Regions from separate parts of the Mus musculus genome. Here regions 2 and 3 are each linked to region 1. Evidence: chromatin contacts called from ENCODE Hi-C or POLR2A ChIA-PET data. All regions are on one chromosome and are shown on one strand. Each heading gives the region's core, a stretch centred on a gene start or an enhancer-like site at or near the end of the contact. The rest is flanking DNA. Distances are from core to core; before and after follow the strand shown.

The links. Hi-C counts contacts between places; a loop is a spot of excess contacts on that map. ChIA-PET counts read pairs that join two places held with the same protein, here RNA polymerase II (POLR2A).
Region 2: POLR2A ChIA-PET joins it to region 1 with 21 read pairs in Patski. The contact joins the promoter of Gtf2a2 here to the enhancer-like site in region 1. POLR2A ChIA-PET finds 5 or more read pairs at or near these places in 2 of 5 experiments (Patski and embryonic stem cell).
Region 3: a loop to region 1 is called in a map of T-helper 1 cell, with 2.2 times the contacts of the local background. The contact joins the promoter of Bnip2 here to the enhancer-like site in region 1. A Hi-C loop is called at or near these places in 1 of 37 maps with a recorded cell type or tissue (T-helper 1 cell). POLR2A ChIA-PET finds 5 or more read pairs at or near these places in 1 of 5 experiments (Patski).

Annotation. Positions count from the first base shown.
Region 1 is chr9:70,047,598-70,051,548 of GRCm38, forward strand. No RefSeq gene overlaps it. Among named protein-coding and RNA genes, the nearest start is that of Gcnt3, 11 kb to the left of the region's middle. Within about 2 kb of position 1,879, at least 1 of the 3 ENCODE cell types and tissues checked has a DNase peak (open chromatin) inside an H3K27ac peak, as active enhancers do.
Region 2 is chr9:70,010,948-70,015,160 of GRCm38, forward strand. Gtf2a2 (general transcription factor II A, 2) reads left to right here and starts at 1,601. Exons shown (of 5, transcript NM_001039519.2): 1 at 1,601-1,714. It overlaps Bnip2 (BCL2/adenovirus E1B interacting protein 2), which reads left to right. Exons shown (of 11, transcript NM_016787.4): 11 at 1-712.
Region 3 is chr9:69,986,752-69,990,814 of GRCm38, forward strand. It overlaps Bnip2 (BCL2/adenovirus E1B interacting protein 2), which reads left to right and starts at 2,715. Exons shown (of 11, transcript NM_016787.4): 1 at 2,715-2,938.

The sequences.
Region 1 (3,951 bases), core at 629-3,128:
GTCTCTACCATTAAAGGTGAATTGTGTAAGGGAAGAAAGTGACTTGTAGAAAATGACAGAGCTCCATGTAATGGGTTCACCTCAGGCAATGCAGTGCACGTGTGTGTGTGTGTGTTTGTGTGTGTATGTGTGTGTTTGTGTGTCTATGTGCGCATATGCACATGTGTGTGTCTGCATGTGTGTGTGTGTGCACATGCATATGTGTGTGTGCACATGTATGTGTGTGTGTCTGTGTGTGCACATGCACGTATGATACTGGGGATCAAATCCAGGGCCTCTAAATGCTCTGTCTCTAAACTTCACCCTCAGCCCACAAATCAGCTTGGAAGTAGTCTTGCTGGCCTCATCCTCATTGCCTTGGGTGAAATGTGTAATTGTTTAAACGGATGTGCCCTGCCCAGCCCTGGAGGAAGAAAGGTTGAAATGCACTTCAGCCAGGTGTGGTGCCTTGTACATGCAGTCCCTGCATTCCAGAGGGTGAATCAGGATTGCTGGAATTTTTGAGGCATCAAGTTTCAGATGAATCTGGACTATAGTCTGAGACCCTACCTCAAATGAGAGAATGAACAAGCCCTGGACAGCCGACTCCATGGAGCAGCTTGCTGCCAAGGCAATGACCTGAGTTTAAACCCCAGGACTCACAGGGTGGAAAGGAAAAAAAGAAACCCACACGCATGCGACCAGTGATCTTGATAATCATGTCCATAGCAAAGAAAGCAAACAAATCGATCTTAATTGCCTTAAAAGATTTTATTTCCCCCGCTAGGAACTAGTTTCTTTTGGCCAAACTGAAAGAGCACCTTGTCTGCTGGTTAAGCAAGACACTGTCGTGGGCTCTAATTACTTTCCAGCTTGCAGGGAGGGTGACAGAAAGCGTATTGTGACCTGTGCTCAAGAAAATAAAGGCACGAGGCAAGCACTGAGCTGTTACAACACAGGTTGGGTGGAACATTTGATTAACTTGATTGCTGGTTCTCTGTGGGAGAAGAATAAGGAAGGAGAATGTGAAGAAAGAGAAGAAGGAAGAGGAGGAGGAGAAGAAACAGGAGAAGGACAAGGAGGAGGGGGAGGGAAACAGCTAGACAGTGCTGTTAGCAAAGGAAAACAGAAGTGCAACTGGAAGGGCCAGGTGAGGTGGCTCAGTGGTTAAGATTGCTGGCTCCTCTTCCAGAGGATGCAGGTTCGATTCCCAGCACCCACAGGGAGGCTCAGGGATCCATTGCCCTTCTCTGACCTCCTCCTGCACCAGGCACAAGTGGTACATGGATAGACATGCGAGTGAAACATTCATACACATGACAAAGGAAAATCTAAAAAAAACCAAAGTGCAACTGGGAGGTCAGGGGGCTGAAGGGAAACAGAAGGAAAGAGCAGGCAGGATAAAGGATGGGTTATGTGGGCCGGGTGGGGTGGGGTGAGGCAGGAAACCAACCAGGGGCAGGTACCAAAGTTTTCCAAGGGGGAAGCAGGAAGGATCACTGCGGGATGTTGACTGGAGCCAGAAAGCCTCTTGTTAGCTAGCACCCCATTTTTCATGCCTGTGAGTGAGACCTTGGTCTACTGTGTACTTTCCGAAAGGAAATAAATGAGGAACCCAATAATATCCAGGCTTGGAGCCCAGTGTCATTCCAGGAGACCCTCTGTGTGCCAAGCAGGATTAGTCACCTCTACAAGTGTGAGTTCTTGGACAGGGGCTAGATAGCTCAGGGCTAGATCACTTTCCTAGCTTTTGCAAGGCCCTCTGTCCAAGGCTCGGAAAGAGAGTGCCTGTACTCTTTCTAGATTTCCACTCCTGTCATGTGCAAAAACCAAACCTGTGACTCTGAGCCTGAGAGACAGCTGCTTGCTTCTTCTCGACACTCTTGGATCCCGCTGCCCCACATCTTCATCCCAGGAGTATCTTGTCACAGCCACAATTTCAGAATCCTTCAGTGGCAGCAGAGAAAGAAAAAGCAAAAGACCCAAAGCCAGGAGGCTGTCTGGGGAGCCAGTGCCAAAGGCAGCATGGACATGGAGAGAGCTTAAGCAAATGAGCACGGGAAGAGGGGGCTGTGAGAGGGGGAAGTGTGTAAAAGCACTGCAGGGGGAGGGCTGCAGGGAGAGAAAGGGCTGCAGAGGGGGGCTGCAGAGAGGGGGCTGCTGGGGGTGGGCTGCAGGGGGCAGGCTACAGGGGTAGGGCTGCAGAGGAGGGGCTGCGGGGGGGGGGGAGTCCAGAGGAGGGCCTCAGGGGGAGGGCTGTAGAGGGAGGGCTGCAGAGGGAGGGCTGAGAAGTCTCCGAATCCAAATCTGAAAATCTTTTGACCCCAAGTTCACAGTGGCGACTTGAACTCAATGCCCAACCAGAAAGGAAAAGGCACTTAAAATACGTTCCCCAAAGTTAAAAGCATGACTTCCTGAAAATTTACACTGGGCATAGCAAAGGTTGACTCAGCTCACTGATGAAATAGACAAGCAGTCAGATGGCAGGGCTGGTTTAAAAGCACGCCGAGAAACCGGATCTCTGTAGACAGTTATAGAGGAAAGTTTCTAGGTTAGATCCAAAATTGTAAGTGACTACAGAACGACACCAAGCAGTAGTATTTGGTGAGGTCTTCCACCGGGCAGAAATCATATGCCTCTCTAGCAAACAAGATGTAGAAGTTAACACGGAATTTTACTAAGTGTGAGCCTTTAGCAAACAGCAAATTCCTAAGTCAAACAAAAGCGTGTCTTCCTGTCTTGTGAGATCAGTGGCTCCCGATTATGCGTGGAATTTTAATCATATGCACAAAATCATGCATAGGCATAAGGTGGTGAAGTGAGTTCTCTCCCTCAAAGGTGACTAGAAGACAGTTTTATTTCACATGCAGCCAAAACTATTTCATGCTGAATCAGCCTTCTTTATCAGGTATTCTTTATACCTGAATGTGCTGGCAATACTGTTGCATAGAAACTGTCTACATTTGATAGTTACCAAGGGTAAGGACACCATTGAACCATTGTCCAGTGATAAAAGTACATGTAGTTAGATGCCTGTTGGGTAGAGGAGGTTCTGAGATTGCTGGGTACATTGTTTAGAGAGGAGGGTGTGTGCACAGTATATGCAGGTGAAAGAACTAGGCTTCCAATGCATATTTTAAGGTGTGTGTGTGTGTGTGTGTGTGTGTGTATGTGTGTGTGTTTGAGTGTCTCTGTGTGTGTCTGTGTAACTCAAACCAAATAAGGTTCCAAGCTAATCACACACAGACACACACACACACACACACAATGTAATTGAAACGAAGATAATCCTTGGGTTGTAGAGACGTCTCCTTCTGGATCCCTGGGTGGACATAGTGACCTGCTGATAATTCCAGCACATTGGAAGTGGGGGCAGGTGATCCCCAGAGCAAGCAAGCTAGCTAGAGTAGCTGAAAGGGTTATCTCAGAGTTCTGCTGGAGTCTGTGCCTCACCGTGGAAAGCTACCAAGGAAGATATCAAACATCAGCGTCTGGCCTACACGTGCACATCCACATATACGAGAACACACGTTGTCTTAGGGTTTCCATTGCTGTCAAGAGACACCATGACCAAGGCAACTCTTATAAAAGACAACATTTAATTAACCACAGGTTCAGTGGTTCAGTCCATTATTATCAAAGCAGCGTCCAGGCAGGCATGGAGCTGGGGAAGAAGCTGAGAGTTCTACTTGTTCTGGAGCAAACAGGAGAAGATTCTCAGGCAGCTAGAAGGAGGTCTCTAAGCCCACCCCAACAGTGACACACTTCCTCCAACAGGACTACACCTCCTAATAGTGCCACTTCCTGGGCCAAGCATATTCAAACCACCACACACATAAACACACACAAAGAATGCCCTTATATGTGCGTGTGCATGCGCCTACTTGAATATATGTACACCATGTGGGACACCATTATTTGTTCCATATTTCAAGCATTTGCCTTTCTAGGATGATAAAGAAAGAAACAAGA
Region 2 (4,213 bases), core at 351-2,850, 37 kb before region 1:
GCAGGAGGATTGGGAGTTTGGGGCCAGTCTGGATTACTTAGCAAGTTCCAGGACAACCTAGGTGGGTGTACAGAGTGAGACCTGCCCTGGGTTTGGGAGTGGGGGTATGAAAATTAGTTTTAAAAAAATGATAGAAGCTATTTCAGATAGTTGTCTTAAGATTTCCTACAACAATTGAAACTTGGAATTTGAAATTGTGTATTTGCATATCTAGTTTGACAAGAGAACTTGGTAGCTGTCAGTTACTCCATGGTACCTTTGTATATAGACTTCCAAAGGTTAATGTCCTAACAGCTACTTCATTGTTTACTCATGAGAACCCAGCTAGTAAATATTGATGTTCAGGGCTGCTGGCTTGCACAGTCCTTGGGGTTCTGTTCACATAGAACACAATTTGGAGTTCATCAAACACTGTTGCACTTTGATTCATACTTCCAAATGATTTTCATTGGACGCTCACATTCTGTCATTTAGACGGAATGCGCTTATTGTGCCCTTTCCACTGTTCTTAGATAATATTGTCATTTCAGTGAGAATTGAGACTGATTCTCTCTGCAGGATACACCTCTGGTTTTTGTCACTGAGAAGCCATTGATCTGCAAAGTATATCCTTTTCTCTTCCTTTGACTGGTTCCAAATACAGTGGTGTGTCTTCATCTGTTACACATGCTACTGCAGCATTAATGCATTTGAATAAATTAGTTGGAATATACATTCGTGCCTTGTTTTCATCTTTAATCGTTAACTTTTACACTGAATTTTCCGGTGAAGCCTTTCAAACATCGGGCCTTTACAATCCTGCAGTGTGGATGCTTCCGGTTCTTTTATTTATTTATTTATTTATTTTATTTATTTTTTTTTTTTTTTTTTTTTTTTTTTTTTTTTTTTTTTGGTTTTTCGAGACAGGGTTTCTCTGTGTAGTCCTGGCTGTCCGGGAACTCACCCTGTAGACCAGGCTGGCCTCGAACTCAGAAATCCACCTGCCTCTGCCTCCCGAGTGCTGGGATTAACTTAAAGGTGTGCGCCACTACACCCTGCTCTGGTTCTTTTAATTGATAACAAGTTCAGCCTGTTTACAATCTTAACACTATTTGAACTTTAATCAGATCTGTATTTCATAGTTTGGAAATTATTTAATGAGTTTGGGTTGCAAGGATATGATTTTAAAAGGCTAAAAAGGAAAACCTACAGCATGGCACAAAGGAGAACATGTTTCACTCTCAGACCTGGAGTGTTTGCATCCGAAGTCACAATTCATGTGCTCACTGGCCATCTGCAGTACCTATAGCTGCTGTTTTGAAAGCAGAAAACCAAGCACCCCCGCTAAAAAGAAAAGGGATGTGAAATTCTGGAAACTCAGAATATCCACGTATTTGCTTTTGTATCAGTCACGAAGTTTATACAGCAGACCTTCCAAATGAAAAAGATGAAAGACTCACAAACCCTGGTTTCCCTACACTGCAGTCCCACAAACTTTGACAAGCCAGACAGTCGCCCCATTGCCTTTTGCTTCCCGAGCGCCAGCAGGAGAGACCACGCCCCTTCTCGGAAACGGCGGTGGGGGCCGGCAGTGGCTCCTGTGGCGTCACCTCCGGGTCGCGTGAGCACTTCCGGGTCACTGGCACAGGGCTGCGGTTTCCGCGGCCGAGGAGGTGGTCGCAGCGGGCTCCCTACCTGGCTCTGCTACCGCCGTGGCGGAAGCGCCTTCCCTCAGGTAGGCGGCGGCGGGGCCGGGAGCGGGGAGGCCGCGGCGAGGCGGGCGGTACCGAGCGCTGTGCCCGCCGGAAGGCGACCCCAGACAGACGCAGCCGCGCGGGAGCAGCCGCCTTCCCGCTCTCCTCAGGCCGCGCTTAGGCGACCGGCGTCCCGCTCGGATGCCGGGCACACACGGCGCCTGCGCTCCAGCTCTGCAGTGAGGAGGGGATTCCGAAGTTCTGCAGTTGCCGCCACCTTTAAAGATTGGAGATGGCCGAGCCAGCTCGTTTCAGCAGACGTCGAAGTCGCTGTTAGCTCTTTTCCAAATAATGCTTAGATGTCAAATGGAGCGTGCCATGGCTCCCCTGTCCTATTTTAAAGTTTATGTCTCTCTGACCTTTTTCTCCCCTTCTCCATACACACGTACTGACTGGCGTTTACTTTGAACGAGCTAAATGTTTTTGTTTGACACGCGTCGAGTATCCGGTACTGTTCTCAGCCCGCAGGTTACATCAAGTGAACAAAAATAAAGATCCATGCCCTCGTGGACTTTACATTTTATGCGGAAAGTTAACATAAGACCGTTAGGTAACTTGATGGCAGACGGTGCTATCAAAAAATTTTAGCGAGATGAAGGGTTTGGAGACGTTTCATAATGGATGTTGGAGTTCCTATGTGGTGGTCAGTTTAGGTGCAATTGAATGGAGCTATTGGAGTTGTGTGTTAGCCAAATTAATATCTGAGCAAGAACATTACAGGCAGAAAGAACAGCCATCGCAAAGGCAGTCCCACGCCTGTCATCCTCAGGGCAGTTGAGAGTGCAAAGGGAGGTGGAAAATAGATCAAACCAAACATAGAGGGTAGCCAGATCGTCAGGCCTGATAGAAGCTGATGGAAAATATGTTCTAGCCCATATTTTTAAAAGATAACCCCGCTGCAAATTATAAAGTGTGAGGGACAAGTGTAGAGTAAAGAAAATTTGAACACCATGAGTCAGTGGCCTGGCATTATAAAATAATCATGGGGATGTTGAGAAATGATTGGCTTCTGGATTCATTTTGAAAGTTGCCCTTCCAAGATTTGCTAGGAATTGGACCATCTTTATGGTTTATATGACTCTGAGGGCCCATAGAAGAGTCCTCTGCATTTGCTCTTAGCTGTAGGAGAAGTGTCTTAGCTATTTGATAATTGTTTCGATGTAGAGTAGAACATCCTGAATATGGGTACAAAGAGAGAAGTGAGGGAAGGCTACAAGTTTCAAAGTCATCAACACATAGATAGGATTTAACACCATAAGCTGAGATGGACTAACTAACAGGGAAAGCAGGTAATTCAGGAACTGGAAGTCAGAGCTGAGAAAGAACTGTCAAAGGAAACAGGAAATACAGTAGTTCCATGAGCTGGAACCGGAAAACAACAGATCACAGAATGTTCTGTTGGATCAGTTGCTGACCAAGTGTAATCTGAAGATGGCAGGTCACTAGTTTTGCCAAATCTCGTTATACTCCTTCCTGTAGCTGAGCTCCTTAGGATTCAGGAAGATTTTTTTGTTTTGTTTTATTGTTTTGGGTTTGGTGGTTGTTGTTGTTATATTTATTTATTTTTATTTTATGTGCATTTGTGTTTTGCCTGCATGTATGTCTGTGTGAGGTGTCAGATCCCCTGAAACTGAAGTTACAGATGGTTTCTAACTGCCGTTTGGGTTCTTGGAATCAAACCTGGGTCCTCTGGAAGAGCTGCCAGTGCTCTTAACTGTTGAGCCACCTCTCCAGCCTCACCAAGTCTTATCTGATAATGATTGTTTGAATAGATCTCCCCCTGTCCATCTCTGGACTATAAGTACTACAAGGTCAATAAACATGTGTTACGTCTGTATTCCTCTAACCCTTTTCAGGTCCCATAAGCTGGATTTTCTGCCTTTCTTGCCAGAAGTGTTTCAAGGGCTTTTCATTGCCTTCAGATCTCTTGTGGGGCAAACTCATCTTGTCCTCTGCTTTAGCCTCACCTGCCGCTCTTTCCTGCTAGATTTCCACAAACCTTACACTTTGACACTTCTGTGGCTTTTCTTACCCTCCTCTCACCTTTACCCATTCTAAAGTGGCTTTCCTTTGAAGACTGGGAAGCTTTTCTAAGCCAACTCAGTCCTTAAGCAGCCTTTATCATACAATGAGTTATTTCTTTTTGCACAAAATTTAACCTTTTTATGTGTCCATTACCCTTTGTAGACAGATTTTAGGACCTGTTCATCTTTACCCATTTTGTCTCTGTTTCCTGTCATAGCACCATTCTTTTGGCAAAAACTCTAATGGAATTTTAAGAAAACAGAAAAATAAAGGTCCCAAGAGCAGATATCACGTCACTATGTGAGAGCAGGTAGAATGTATGCTATGTGGAAATTTTTAAACTAAGGGAAAACCTGTGGATAAAATAAAGATGCACATTTTAATGACTATGTCAGCATACTGAATTAAAAAGATAAATACCATACTGGTATTAAAATCAGAGAAATCAACACTTT
Region 3 (4,063 bases), core at 1,465-3,964, 60 kb before region 1:
CACAGGCTGGACAGACGGCTCTGCAGGTAAGAGAACTTGCTTTCTTGTAGATGATCTGGAGTCCGTACCCAGCACCCACATGGCAGCTCACAACCACCTGAACGTCCTCTTCCAGGGTATCTGATACCCTCTTCTGGTCTCTGCAGGAATCAGGCAAACACACAGCACACAAATACACATGCAGACAAACAGTCATACACATAAAATAATCTTTTAAAAAACTACTAAATATTGCCTCCAAAGTTTGTAAACACAAGGTTGAAATAGTATTTAACACACTTAGATACATTGGTTTAAAGGTATTAGATATAAGTTAAAGAAAAATATATCAAATATATAATCTGAAAATGTATCTAGTGTACTACTTGAAAATAAGTTAGTCCGTTTTTCTGATTTTTTGAATATTTTTTTAAAATGTTTTTAACTATGAAATATGGAACTACTTGAATGGTAAATAAAAATTTGGTAGTAAATATAATGTTGAAATTTAAGCACAGGGTGCAATCCCTATACTTGGGAAGTAATGGCAGGAAGGTCGGGAGTTCAAAACCAGGTTCAGCCACATGCAAGTTGGAGGCTAGCCTGAGATGCACAAGATCCTGTCTTTTAAAACTGTGAAGTGAATGAATGAATGTGATGAAATTCAGTTATAAATATGAAAAGGAATTTCTGATATATTTCCAAAACAAAACAGGAAGGGTAACTCAGTGGCAGAGTGCCTGCATGAGGTTCTAAAAATAAATTTAAAGGTTTTTAAACAAAAAAATTTATAAACTTAATCATTTGATTAAACTACATCCACTAATTTTTAAAAAGACATGCAATGAATAAAAATAAATTCAAATCTGAAAGTGATCATTCATAATGATAGTCTTTTTGGTTTATCCACAGTTTCTAATGTTTTAACAGTAAAGATAAATAGTTCATGAAAGGAAAATGTTGCAGAGTATCTTACTCAGAACCAAACATTGAATCAAGTCATGTTCTGTTACTAAAATGAGGAAACTCAAGACCACAAAAACCTCACTCTCTGGCATGATTGCAAACGATTTTCTGCCACCGTGTGGGGAACTCTGCACACTGCAGAACTAAAATACAAATTGGAACTCCGGAAAAATCTGTAACTGGAGAGAAAATGCTTCCTGTGGCCAAGTGGTTTAACTAAAACTTTGTGGATCTGTTTGTCATGTTTCCCCCTCCAGCAATTAAGAAAATTGCTAGGGGAAATAATACTAACACAGATGATAGCAACATTCCAAGCGCCCATCTCAGATACATGTACTGTTCTGTCTCAAAAGCCCCATGAGGCGGGCATTATTTTTTTCTCCATTTTATAGGTAAGTCACAGAGCTCTTAACTCTCTGCCAACAGAGAACAAATCTAAACTGTATCTCTAAAGAACTGTGTTTTGGATCCATTTAAAATAGTTTTGACTTCACCATTCCTTTTAGGAGTAATAGGCTTGCCCAAATAGTTACCTACTAGCTCTCTGGACAGGTTGAGCACGTTCAACTTCTAAGAGGGATGACCTTGCCCTCCAAAATAACAGCCCCTTGAAGCTGCTTAAAAGGACAGCTCATAGACGGAAGCCATTCAAAAAAATTGTTAATGGCCCACACAGAAAAGTACAGAAGTTGAGATCTTTTGAGAATTTTTTATTGGTTATTTTATTTATTGACATTTCAAATGTTATCCCCTTCCCAGTTTCCTCTCCACAAACCTCTTATCCCCTCCTCCCCCTTTTTGAGGATTTTTTTTTTTTACGACAGCCAATTTTAGGACTGTTGACTGTGATAATAAAATATTTTACATTTACTGACTTCACTTTTATTTTCATTTTTTCTACGTCATCAAGATAGGACCCACAAATAACTGGGAAAAGCATGTTTTAAAGCAATAGTTCTAAACTTTCCTAAAGCTGGGACCCTTTAGTACAGTTCCTCATGTTGTGGAGACCCCCAACCACAAAATTACTCCGTTGCAACTTCAGAACAGTAATATTGCTACAGTCGTGAATCGTAATGAAATTTCCTATGATCTCGGGACCTTCGGAAGGTCCGGAGTTCAAATCCCAGCAACCACATGGTGGGAACGGAAAGTTCAGATAATAGAGTGCCTACCTAGCAGCAGTCAGGAAGCCCTAAGTTGTCTCTATCTCTACCACAATGTGGTAACAATCATGTAGATAATCTCAGCTCTCTGGAGACTGGGGCAGGAAAATTAGTTTTCAAGGTTATTTCAGATACACTGGAAGGAATTCAAGGCCAACTCGGAACACAGGAGAGGAGTCTGGGGAGGAGAGGGGTGGGGTACTTATTACTCTCTCAGAAGCATTACTGGAGAGAAAAACTATTCACGTCGGAAAATTCTATCAAAGTAGATTCTTCTAGGACCTGGCTATCGTACATAAGACATCGACTATTTTTCACCCCCTTTTCATTCACTCTGTAATATAGTTAATATAATGTCAAGTAAAGGAAAACAGAGAGAAACGAATAGCTCTTTCAAGACAGCGAGGTTAGGTCCCTACAGTAACGTTAAGTGCGTGAGCCTTAGAAAGCTGCGCCCTCCTCCTCCCTCGCCAGCAGCAAGCCAAAGCCTTAGCTGGCCCGGGACAGAAGGGCTCACGGCTGCGCATGCGCAGAGAGGAAGCCCGCCGAGGATTTTAGGAAAACGCCCCGCCCCCGCTTCCTCCCTCGGCCGCGCCCGGCGCCGGTCCGGAGGTGGTCACTTCCGCCGGGGCGTACGCACTGAATCCGGGTCAGCTGCAGCCGCCCGGACTGCAACTAAGATCGTCCGGGAAAAGCTGGGCCCCGTCTCCACAGCCGACCAAGGGCAGCGGGCTCTGCCCGGCGCCGCTTTCTGCGACCTGGCCGTCAGCCCCACGTCGCCGGCCTGGAGGGGCAAAGAGGACGAGGGGGCCGCGGCTTCCTCCGGGGTGAGCACGGCTTGGGTAGCGGGCCGGGCTACGGCACAGCCGGAGGGCTGCGGGAGGATCGGCCAGGCCAGGCGGGGGTGGCGGCCGTGGACTGGCGCGTTCGCGTTCCGGGTCCGAGCGCTGCCGGGCCCCGCCCTGCCTCGGACGCTGGTGCCAGGCTCTCGCCCCCTTCCTTTTTCCGTCTGTGGCCCGAAAGCCTGGAGCGGAACCTCCCGGTTCCTGGCTTCCCCTAGCCTCGTTTGTTCCGTGTTCCTAACCGGCGTCAGTCCAGAGCAGAACAAAGAAACTTGGGCGTGTAGTGCACCCCATAGCCTCGGGGGGATGGACGCAGACAGCATACACAGACAGCATCCTATAAGTCATCAGGGCTCTCTTGAACCTTCCTGAGTGTGATATCCTATTGTAGGGTGTGTACGTCAATGCCTGATCCTTGGCTGTTCTCAGACACTTAACCTCTTCATTTAAATACCGGCTAGGATGCTTTGGATTGCTGTATGCATGCGATGCCACTGGAGAATTCTTCCTAAGTCTGTTCACGTTCAAGCAGAAACTTATTTGGATCTATATTACGTTACTTCGAAACTTCCTTTGTCCTAGGAACTCTATGAGGACACAACTTTTGCAGTGTTTATCAAAGTATTTCTATAAAAGTGCCTTTCATCTGCAATTGCATCTTAGTATTGCTTTCTTTTGCGTCACTTTTAATTAGGATGTTTTCCCTTATACTTGAATTCCCATCTTCAATGAAATGCACGTTTTCTTATGATTTATTAGAATCCTTTAATTGTAGAGGGTTTTTTTTCTCAAAGGTTTTTTTTTTTTAATGTGTCTTGTCATGTGGTATAGGCGACTGCAGAGGGCATCGGAACCCCTGGAGCTGCTAGCATTATAGGCTGTTGTGGTGGGAACCGAAATAGGCTCCTGTGAAGAGCAGCAAGCATGCTTAACTACTGACCCACTCCTCTAGCCTTCACTTGTAGAAACTCTGTAATTCATGAGTGGGTGTTCCTTCAAAGTTAGAGTTGAAGTTATCTAGTTTAGTTACCCATACATGAAGTTACCAATGTTTGGTTGCCTCGCACATTATTTTTTTGGCTTGGTTCTTAATCAATCTCTATCTCTCAA